Regions from separate parts of the Homo sapiens genome. Here region 1 is linked to region 2. The links are chromatin contacts, found by Hi-C or POLR2A ChIA-PET in ENCODE. All regions are on one chromosome and are shown on one strand. Each heading gives the region's core, a stretch centred on a gene start or an enhancer-like site at or near the end of the contact. The rest is flanking DNA. Distances are from core to core; before and after follow the strand shown. Region 1 overlaps KCNJ4 (potassium inwardly rectifying channel subfamily J member 4). Region 2 overlaps PLA2G6 (phospholipase A2 group VI).

The links. A loop is a pair of places that touch in the nucleus more often than their neighbours do. ChIA-PET counts read pairs that join two places held with the same protein, here RNA polymerase II (POLR2A).
Region 1: a loop to region 2 is called in a map of ovary, with 5 times the contacts of the local background. The contact joins two enhancer-like sites. A Hi-C loop is called at or near these places in 1 of 168 maps with a recorded cell type or tissue (ovary). POLR2A ChIA-PET finds 5 or more read pairs at or near these places in 1 of 52 experiments (naive thymus-derived CD8-positive, alpha-beta T cell).

The regions. Positions count from the first base shown.
Region 1 is chr22:38,426,570-38,431,368 of GRCh38, reverse strand. It overlaps KCNJ4 (potassium inwardly rectifying channel subfamily J member 4), which reads left to right. Exons shown (of 2, transcript NM_152868.3): 2 at 3,198-4,799. The coding sequence starts at 3,237. The coding sequence ends at 4,574. All of the region lies in intron 2 of LOC101927183 (a long non-coding RNA gene), which reads right to left. Among named protein-coding and RNA genes, the nearest start is that of KCNJ4, 26 kb to the left of the region's middle. Within about 2 kb of position 1,404, at least 2 of the 41 ENCODE cell types and tissues checked have a DNase peak (open chromatin) inside an H3K27ac peak, as active enhancers do.
Region 2 is chr22:38,160,543-38,164,765 of GRCh38, reverse strand. The region is part of intron 2 of PLA2G6 (phospholipase A2 group VI); the gene reads left to right. Among named protein-coding and RNA genes, the nearest start is that of PLA2G6, 19 kb to the left of the region's middle. RefSeq lists enhancers at 44-544, 545-1,045, 2,499-2,548. Within about 2 kb of position 1,310, at least 6 of the 41 ENCODE cell types and tissues checked have a DNase peak (open chromatin) inside an H3K27ac peak, as active enhancers do.

The DNA of each region.
Region 1 (4,799 bases), core at 155-2,654, 270 kb before region 2:
CCTGGGCACTCGATAATGGGGAGGAGTGGGCACTGCTGGCGAGGGGATGCCCAATCTCTGTAGCCATCAGGGGATCGGCTCCCTTACCCCCAAGGCCCCTCCAGAGGTGGGGAAGTCCAGGAAGAGATCTCGTCTGCAGCACCAGGTGAACTCGCCATGTCAGGAGGCAATCCCACCGGGCAGAGAACCAGGGATCCCCTGGAACCCTGGGCTTGTGTTTGGCCTTGGGCAGGGCCCCCCACCTTCTCTGGAGCTCAGTGACCTCACCCGTTGAAGGCCTGGGCCGCCACACCCTGTCCCCTCTGCCTCTATCCTGCACACCTGTGGATGGTGGTCCAGTTTGGACTGGCTGGTTTCTTCTCTTCCCTTGCCCCAAAACCCACTCCAGCCCCCTGCAGGGAGGAAGTGGATGAGGAGCTCTGGGGTGGGGGTGAGGCCTTGTTCAGGGCTGGCCCACCTGGCTCCACTCTGGGACTCTTAGCAAGTCCTTCCTATCTCTGGATGTCCTTGGTCTCCGATATAAAATGAGGGTCCTGAACTCGGTGACCCTATGCTCCTCCTGTCCTGACAGTCCGCGGTGCCCCTGGAGCCATTTCAGGCAGTGGGACAGAACAGGGGGAATACATTTAGCAAAGAAAGGCCTCCCTGAAAACTCTATTTACAGAGCAGAAGGTGTGCCTGGCCCCAGAACCCCAAGCCTTTCTCCTGGAGCCCTGGCTGCTGGGATGCTGCGGGAGGGGGCAAAGAGGGTCTGGGCCTCCCAGCTCTGAAGGGCCAGCATTACGTTAGAGGCCGTGCCTGCATGACCTGTCGGGTCTCCAGCATGATATCTCATTGGCCCAATTTTCTCATTTTCTTTTTTTTTCGAGACGAAGTCTCACTTTGTTGCCCAGGCTGGAGTGCAGTGGCACGATCTCGGCTCACTGCAACCTCTGCCTCCCAGGTTCAAGCGATCCTCCTGCCTCAGCCCCCCAGTAGCTGGGATTACAGGCACACGCCACCATGCCCGGCCTAATTTTTGTATTTTCAGTAGAGACGGGGTTTCTTCATGTTGGTCAGGCTGGTCTCAAACTCCCAACCTCAGGTGATCCACCCGCCTCGGCCTCCCAAAGTGCTGGGATTACAGGCGTGAGCCACCGCACCCAGTCAGCCCCATTTTCAAGATGAGGAAACTGAGGTTCAGAGTAGTCAACAGCTCGCCCAAGTCACACAGTGGATCTAGGACTTCAACCCAGGACTGTAGGAGCCAGGGAGCTCTTTGAGAACCAGGGGAATAGGGAGAAGAACTCGGAGTCAGGGTGGGTGACCGCGGGGGAGGAGGTGGGGGCAGGGCTCACTCTCCCTGGGCCCGGAGAGGGAGTTTCTCTTGGGAAGAGGCAGGCTCTGAGGCTGTTGATCTCTAAATTATAGCGTTGGCGCGTACCGGTTGCTGCGGCAACCGAGTTGTCCTGAACCGGGGAAGTGTATAAACATTGCCACAGATGCACAATTAGATCAGGAAGAAGAATAGAACAGAAAATAGAAACTTCCAGCCTTATGTAATTCTGGGCCAAAATGTTATTGGGAACCCAGGCCCAGTCCTGGCCCTGCCAGCTGCTGGGGCCTGGGGCAGCAGCATGTCTTCCCTGGGGACGCAATGGCAGAGAGGGGTGGAGAGAAGGTCTGTCCTCTACGGGCCCGAGGCGCATCCCGCCACCCAGTGGGGTGAGGGGCCTCTTCTGCTGCAACAGCTGGGGATGCTTGACAGGCAAATCCTGCCTGTCACCAGCTCCTGGGAAGTGTGGGAAGGAAGGCAGGAGGGTGATGGCTTTACCCCAGCACCTGCTGTCCCCGTAGGTCCCATGAGGTAGGGAGTTTTGGTGCCCATGTTACATGAAGACATGGAGGCTCTGAGAGGTGAACTGAATTGCCCGAGGTGTGTCCTCCCCTCCCACTCCCTGTCTCCCCGCCATCAACTCATTCATGTTGGTGCCACGCAAGTTTGTATCCACTGCCAGCTTTGTGGCTGGCAGGTGGCTTTCCATCTCTGAGCCACCTGGGACATGGGAATAGCGATGTCTACAGAGGAGTCAGAGCTGGGGGCTCCCCCTTCCTCCACCCTGACTGTCACATTGGATTCTCCCCTCACCACTGCTCCTAACAAGTGTGGGCACTGGGCAGGAATTTGGGCTCAAGGACTCAAAGCAACACTGGGAGAGAAGAGTCTAAGAAAGGAGCTCAGACCCAGGTGGGGCTGCGGGTCCCAGTAGAACTTTTTCTTTCTTTTTTTTTTTTTTTTTTTTTTTGACATGGGGTCTTGCTCTGTGACCCAGGTTGGAGTTCAGTGGCATGATCACAGCTCACTGCAGCCTTGACCCCCTGGGCTCAATAGATCCTCCTGCCTTAGCCTCCTGAGTAGCTGGTACCAGAGGCATGCACCACCATGCCTGGCTAATTTTCTTATTTTTTGTAGAGATGGGGTCTCACTCTGTTGCCCAGGCTGGTCTCAAACTCCTGGCACAAACAATCTTTGCATCTCGGCCTCCTAAAATGCTGAGATCACAGGCATGAGCCCCTGTGCCCAGCCAGAAATTTCTCAGTGATAGAACTCTCCTGTGTCTTCTCTGTCCAGTGTGGTGGCCGTTGACCACATGTGGCTCCTGATCACTTGAAATGTGGCTCATGCAAGGAAGGAGCTGCAGTTAATATTTTATTTCGTTTTAATTAAATGTAAAGAGCCACACGTGGCCAGTGGCTAGTGCACAGGAGGATGTCCAGCCCCCGAGAAGCCCAAAAGTGCAGAGATGGAATCCAGGGAGGGAAGCGGGCTTAGCGCCTCCGTGGCTCCCTATGCTCAGGGCAAGCAGGACAGAGGGACAGGGAGGAACCAAGATGGGCATCAGGAAGCTTCCAGAACAGTGAGCATAGGAGGGCCGGAGGGGCAGTGTTGAGGGGCAGGGACTAGGACCTGGATCCTTGTGGCTTTAGCTTCCTGGTCTATGGACCCCAGTCTCTAAGCTGGGCCGGACTGGGTGGCACTGGCTCAGACCCTGTCATCAGAGCCACCTCTGCTGCCACCCTCCGCCTGCCGGGGCAGAGGAAGTCTTAGGTCCTGGTCCAGGCTCACCTGCTTCTGAGAGTCTTGGGGCTGAGTCTGAGTGGCCCCGAGGGAGCCCCTCGCTCCCCAGCATCTCACCTGTCCGGCTTCTCCTCCGCAGGCCCTGCGTCTTCCCAGGTGACCACGCCGGCTTCAGGACATGCACGGACACAGCCGCAACGGCCAGGCCCACGTGCCCCGGCGGAAGCGCCGCAACCGCTTCGTCAAGAAGAACGGCCAATGCAACGTGTACTTCGCCAACCTGAGCAACAAGTCGCAGCGCTACATGGCGGACATCTTCACCACCTGCGTGGACACGCGCTGGCGCTACATGCTCATGATCTTCTCCGCGGCCTTCCTTGTCTCCTGGCTCTTTTTCGGCCTCCTCTTCTGGTGTATCGCCTTCTTCCACGGTGACCTGGAGGCCAGCCCAGGGGTGCCTGCGGCGGGGGGCCCGGCGGCGGGTGGTGGCGGAGCAGCCCCGGTGGCCCCCAAGCCCTGCATCATGCACGTGAACGGCTTCCTGGGTGCCTTCCTGTTCTCGGTGGAGACGCAGACGACCATCGGCTATGGGTTCCGGTGCGTGACAGAGGAGTGCCCGCTGGCAGTCATCGCTGTGGTGGTCCAGTCCATCGTGGGCTGCGTCATCGACTCCTTCATGATTGGCACCATCATGGCCAAGATGGCGCGGCCCAAGAAGCGGGCGCAGACGTTGCTGTTCAGCCACCACGCGGTCATTTCGGTGCGCGACGGCAAGCTCTGCCTCATGTGGCGCGTGGGCAACCTGCGCAAGAGCCACATTGTGGAGGCCCACGTGCGGGCCCAGCTCATCAAGCCCTACATGACCCAGGAGGGCGAGTACCTGCCCCTGGACCAGCGGGACCTCAACGTGGGCTATGACATCGGCCTGGACCGCATCTTCCTGGTGTCGCCCATCATCATTGTCCACGAGATCGACGAGGACAGCCCGCTTTATGGCATGGGCAAGGAGGAGCTGGAGTCGGAGGACTTTGAGATCGTGGTCATCCTGGAGGGCATGGTGGAGGCCACGGCCATGACCACCCAGGCCCGCAGCTCCTACCTGGCCAGCGAGATCCTGTGGGGCCACCGCTTTGAGCCTGTGGTCTTCGAGGAGAAGAGCCACTACAAGGTGGACTACTCACGTTTTCACAAGACCTACGAGGTGGCCGGCACGCCCTGCTGCTCGGCCCGGGAGCTGCAGGAGAGTAAGATCACCGTGCTGCCCGCCCCACCGCCCCCTCCCAGTGCCTTCTGCTACGAGAACGAGCTGGCCCTTATGAGCCAGGAGGAAGAGGAGATGGAGGAGGAGGCAGCTGCGGCGGCCGCGGTGGCCGCAGGCCTGGGCCTGGAGGCGGGTTCCAAGGAGGAGGCGGGCATCATCCGGATGCTGGAGTTCGGCAGCCACCTGGACCTGGAGCGCATGCAGGCTTCCCTCCCGCTGGACAACATCTCCTACCGCAGGGAGTCTGCCATCTGACCTCCAGGCCCGGCCCTCACCACTGCCCACAAGAGCCTCTGCCGGGGGTGGGATGCCAGGACACCCCCTCCCACACTCAGGACAGAGCCAACCCTGGCTCCGTGGACCTTCTGGAGGAAGGTGGGGGTTTCAAAGACTGGGGGACCCCTTCCTCCTGACTCCAGCACCCAGGCCTGGGAAGAGCTCGGCCCCGATCAGCCTGAGTTCCGCCAGCGCCTACTTCTG
Region 2 (4,223 bases), core at 61-2,560:
GAGTACTTGACGCGTGTTAGAGTGAGCATGGGCTGCTAGCCTTCCGCTCCAGGTGGAGGAGTTTCTGTTGTTCTTTTGCTGCTGTTGCTGCAGTGAGCTGCCAGGCTGAGCTTCTGGATGGACCTGGGGGATGGAATTAGGAGCTTCTGAATTCTTGGGTTGTATAACCTAAGGCCGGAGAGTCCCACAGCACTGCTGCTGGGCGGAGAGACTGGACCCTGCTGATACAGACAGCGACAGCAGCAGGAGCATCTGCAGTTTCCCAGCAGGTCCTGCATGCCTGGGCTTGGCACTAGTCTAAGTAGTAACTCATGTTATCCTCACGACAGTCCCACGAGGTGGGGTCATTACTGACCTCCTATTACAGATGAGGAAACAGAGGCTTGCAGAATTTGAGATCACACAGCTGGTCAGCGTAGCGATTATTCAGACCCTGTCACCTGGCTCCAGAACCCACTCGTTTACCTTTCTTACATCAGGGCTGCTTTGTAGTGTGGCGAGCTGAGTGGAGCTCCACCCGCCTGGGCTGATCCTGGCCCTTCCTGCCTGACCTATGGTGCGGGGGCCCTGGCTCTCCCCGTGTGAGCCCCCAGGGGTCACTTGTAATATGCCTGTGTACACTATGATAGCATAGATACTTCTGTTCCTGGTACAGATTAATCATTTACGGCTGGCATTGACTTGTAACAGATGACATTTGATGAAATCAACCAGCCTCTCACTGGTATCTCAGCAGAAACAGGGCTGTACCTCCCAGGCATCCTGGGAAGGATGATAGAAGTGTGTGATCTGTGCTTCCCTACCGGGAGCTGACTTTTGAGGCTCTCTGGACTGGGACTTTGCCATAAAACTGCTTATCAGAAACCTCAGATAAGTGGAGTGCCCTGTGTCCTGGCCACGTACTCTGGGGCCAGCTCCTCCATCCATTCAGTCCTCCCACATCCCATCTTCACCAAGCAGAGTGGAAAGCGGCAGGTCTCTGCGAGAAAAGGAGGCTCTGTACCCAGCCTTCAGTGAGATAACTTTAGAGTGGGGCCTTGTATTCCCTACACAGGCCTTGTCCCCGACACGGCCTCTTTGCCCTTGCTTCTCCTTCTGCTAAGAATGCTCCTTCCCAACTCCTTGGCTGGACACACGGCTCCTGCTCTGTGGGCCTGTCCTGTTCCCACTCAGAGCCTCAGCACCCCCCATGTGGCCAAGACACAGCCCCTCTTGCCTTAGGTTGCCGTGGGTCTGTTTCCACATCTGTTTCCCCTCCAGACTGCAGGGCTCCTGAGGGACAGGGCCTGGGGCCAAGTCTCCTCTGCGTTCCTGATGCCTGGTGGTGTGCCACGCTCTCCGTGGGTGCACGGTAAATATCTGCCGAGTGGCTAGATGTATCCATGGTTGCTGAAGGCCAAGTGTGTTGACCAGAGGGCGTGGGAAAGGCTCCACTGGGGTGGCTGGGGTAGAGATAGACCTTAAGGGGTCCAGAAGACTCCACCAGCTGGAGGGAAAGGCCCTACAGAGACAAGGTACTAGGAAAGGCCCAGAGGACAGAGGAGGGGCCCTGTGGGGAGCCTGTGGGCAGGAAGGGCCTGTGCTGGGCTTTGAAACTGGGGACTCAGGTACTGCTCTAGCGTGAGGGTCCTTGGCATTTTTTTTGGTCCAGGACCCCCTGAGGTCCCTGGGGAATGAGAACAGGCTCACACAGCCACTTTCAAGAGGTTTGCAGGTCCCCTGAGGCTTAGCCACAGACCCCTCCCACCCCAGCAGAGACACAGCAGAGGCTTCTGAGTGGAGGCCAGGTGGCTTCAGCCTGGGGTTCTAGAAGGGAGGGAAGAGACACACCCCCGTGTGTCCTCCAGAGCCTCAGCCTTCTCCCTGAATCTCCCCTTTGCCTCCTCACTGTAACCCACACCTGGCTCTCCTTGAAGGACCCGCTTGCCCCGCAGCCTCCTGAGAGTTTTCTCTCCCAGTCCCTCTCCCACTGGGCCTGGAGGTGGGGTAGGGTCCTCCTTGCCCCCAGCCTTGAATCTTCTGTCACCCTACAATACCACTTGCTGTCACCCCGGTGATAGGTATCTACGAGCCTGGGGTGCTCCCCCACATCCTCAAAGATGTGAGCCCCTGACTCAGCGTTGCCTCTGGTTCCTGACCCTCCACATTCACATGACCACGCGCTGGCCTTTATCATCGCCAGTGACAGCAGCTCTCCCGTAAATACAAGTTTCAAGCACCCCACTTTCCAGTCTCTGCCTTCTGTCTTTCCAGTTCATTCCCTCTAGTCCTCCACCCACACAGTGCTTTTCCCCATTGACAGGGAATTGCTCCTGGCCGCTTTTCCCAGCCCCATCCCGTTCATGTGCCTTGCTTTGTACCCAGCATGGACTCCATGGCCTGTCATTGTCACTCCTTCACCTATACTTCCTGCCTCCTTGCTTCTCTCTCTCTTCGTCATCCTGGCATCACCACCCCAGAACTGCTTGGTTTCAGTTCTCCACCATGGCTAGGGGAACATACCTTTTTGCTGACTGCTCTCACTTTCTTTTTTTTTTTTTTTCTTTTTTTTTTTTTTGACACAGAGTCTCGCTCTGTTGCCCAGGCTGGAGTGCAGTGGCACACTCTCAGCTCACTGCAACCTCCACCTCCGGGGTTCAAGCAGTTCTCTCTGCCTCAGCCTCCTGAGTAGCTGGTATTATAGGCACCCGCCACCACACCCGGCTAATTTTTGTATTTTTTTTAGTACAGACAGGGTTTTGCCATGGTGGCCAGGCTGGTCTTGAACTCCTGACCTCAGGTGATATGCCTGCCTTGGCCTCCCAAAGTGCTGGGATTACAGGCATGAACCACCCTGCCCGGCCCTATTGCTCTCACTTTGAAATCACGACATGAGCCACAGTGAGCCTATGATGTGGTTTGACGTCTTTCTGCATTTCTCTGTTCACCCCTCTCCCAGAAGGCATGCCTCCTTCCCTCCCCTCAGCCTGCAGCCCCTTCCCCTCCACGCTTACTCTCAGCTGATAGCCCTGCTGCTGTCTCGCTGAGAAAATAGAAATAGCCAGAGGAGAATTCCCTCTACCCCATGCACACACCTCTGTCCCCGCCTACTCCACATTCCCTGTTGTCAGCACCGATGTGTTTAGCTGAGGGTGGTCCCCCCATTCAAGGCCATCATCTCCTGTCATCTACTTCTTGACACCATTTGAACAATTATCTCCCCTCTTTCCTACATAACACTTTCCCCTTTTCTACTATATATTTTTTGCTATGGATTGAAAGTATCCCCCCGAAATCATATGTTGAAGCCCCAATCCCTCGTGTGATGGTATTAGGAGGTAGAGCACTATGGGGGTGATTAGGTCATGAGGATGGAGCCCTCATGAATGGGATTAGTGCCCTTAGACGAAGAGGCAAGAAAGAGATGATCTGTCTCTGCCATGTGAGGGCACAACGAGAAGATAGCCATCTGCAAACCAGGAAGTGAACCCTCATCAGGAACTCTATCAGCCAGCACCTTGATCATAGACTTCCTAGCCTCTAGAACTGTGAGAAATAAAGGTTGTTTAAGCCTCCCAGTCTGTAGTTTTCTGTTATAATGTCCTGACCTAAGTTATTTTCCATCGCTATACAATGGGTTATTTTTTTCTTTAAAAAAAAATTATTTCTTGACTCTACTTTTTCCTCCAGAGACTGCTTATATTCCACTGTCTTCATTCTTCTCCTCCTGTTTTCTCTCTTTAAACTTTTCAAAAATAGCAAAATATAACACATATAGAGAAAATGATATACAGCTCAGTGATTTATCACAAACACCTGTGTAACCACCACTCGAATCTAGAGATAGGACATTACAGCACCCCAGAAGCCCTCCTTTTGTCCCCTCTTCCCAAAGAAGGGTAACCAATAACTTGCCTTTTATGATAAAGGCTTTTTTTTTTTGAGATGGAGTCTCACTGTGTTGCCCAGGTTGGAGTGCGGTGGCGCAATCTCTGCTTACTGCAAGCTCTGCCTCCTGGGTTCACGCCATTCTCCTGCCTCAGCCTCCTGAGTAGCTGGGACTACAGGTGCCCGCCACCACGCCCGGCTAATTTTTTGTATTTTAGTAGAGACGAGGTTTCACCGTGTTAGCCAGGATGGTCTTGATCTCCTGACCTCGTGATCCACCTGCCTCAGCCTCCCAAAGTGCTGGGATTACAGGCGTGAGCCACCGCCCCCGGCCAAGATAAAGGCTTTTCTATCTG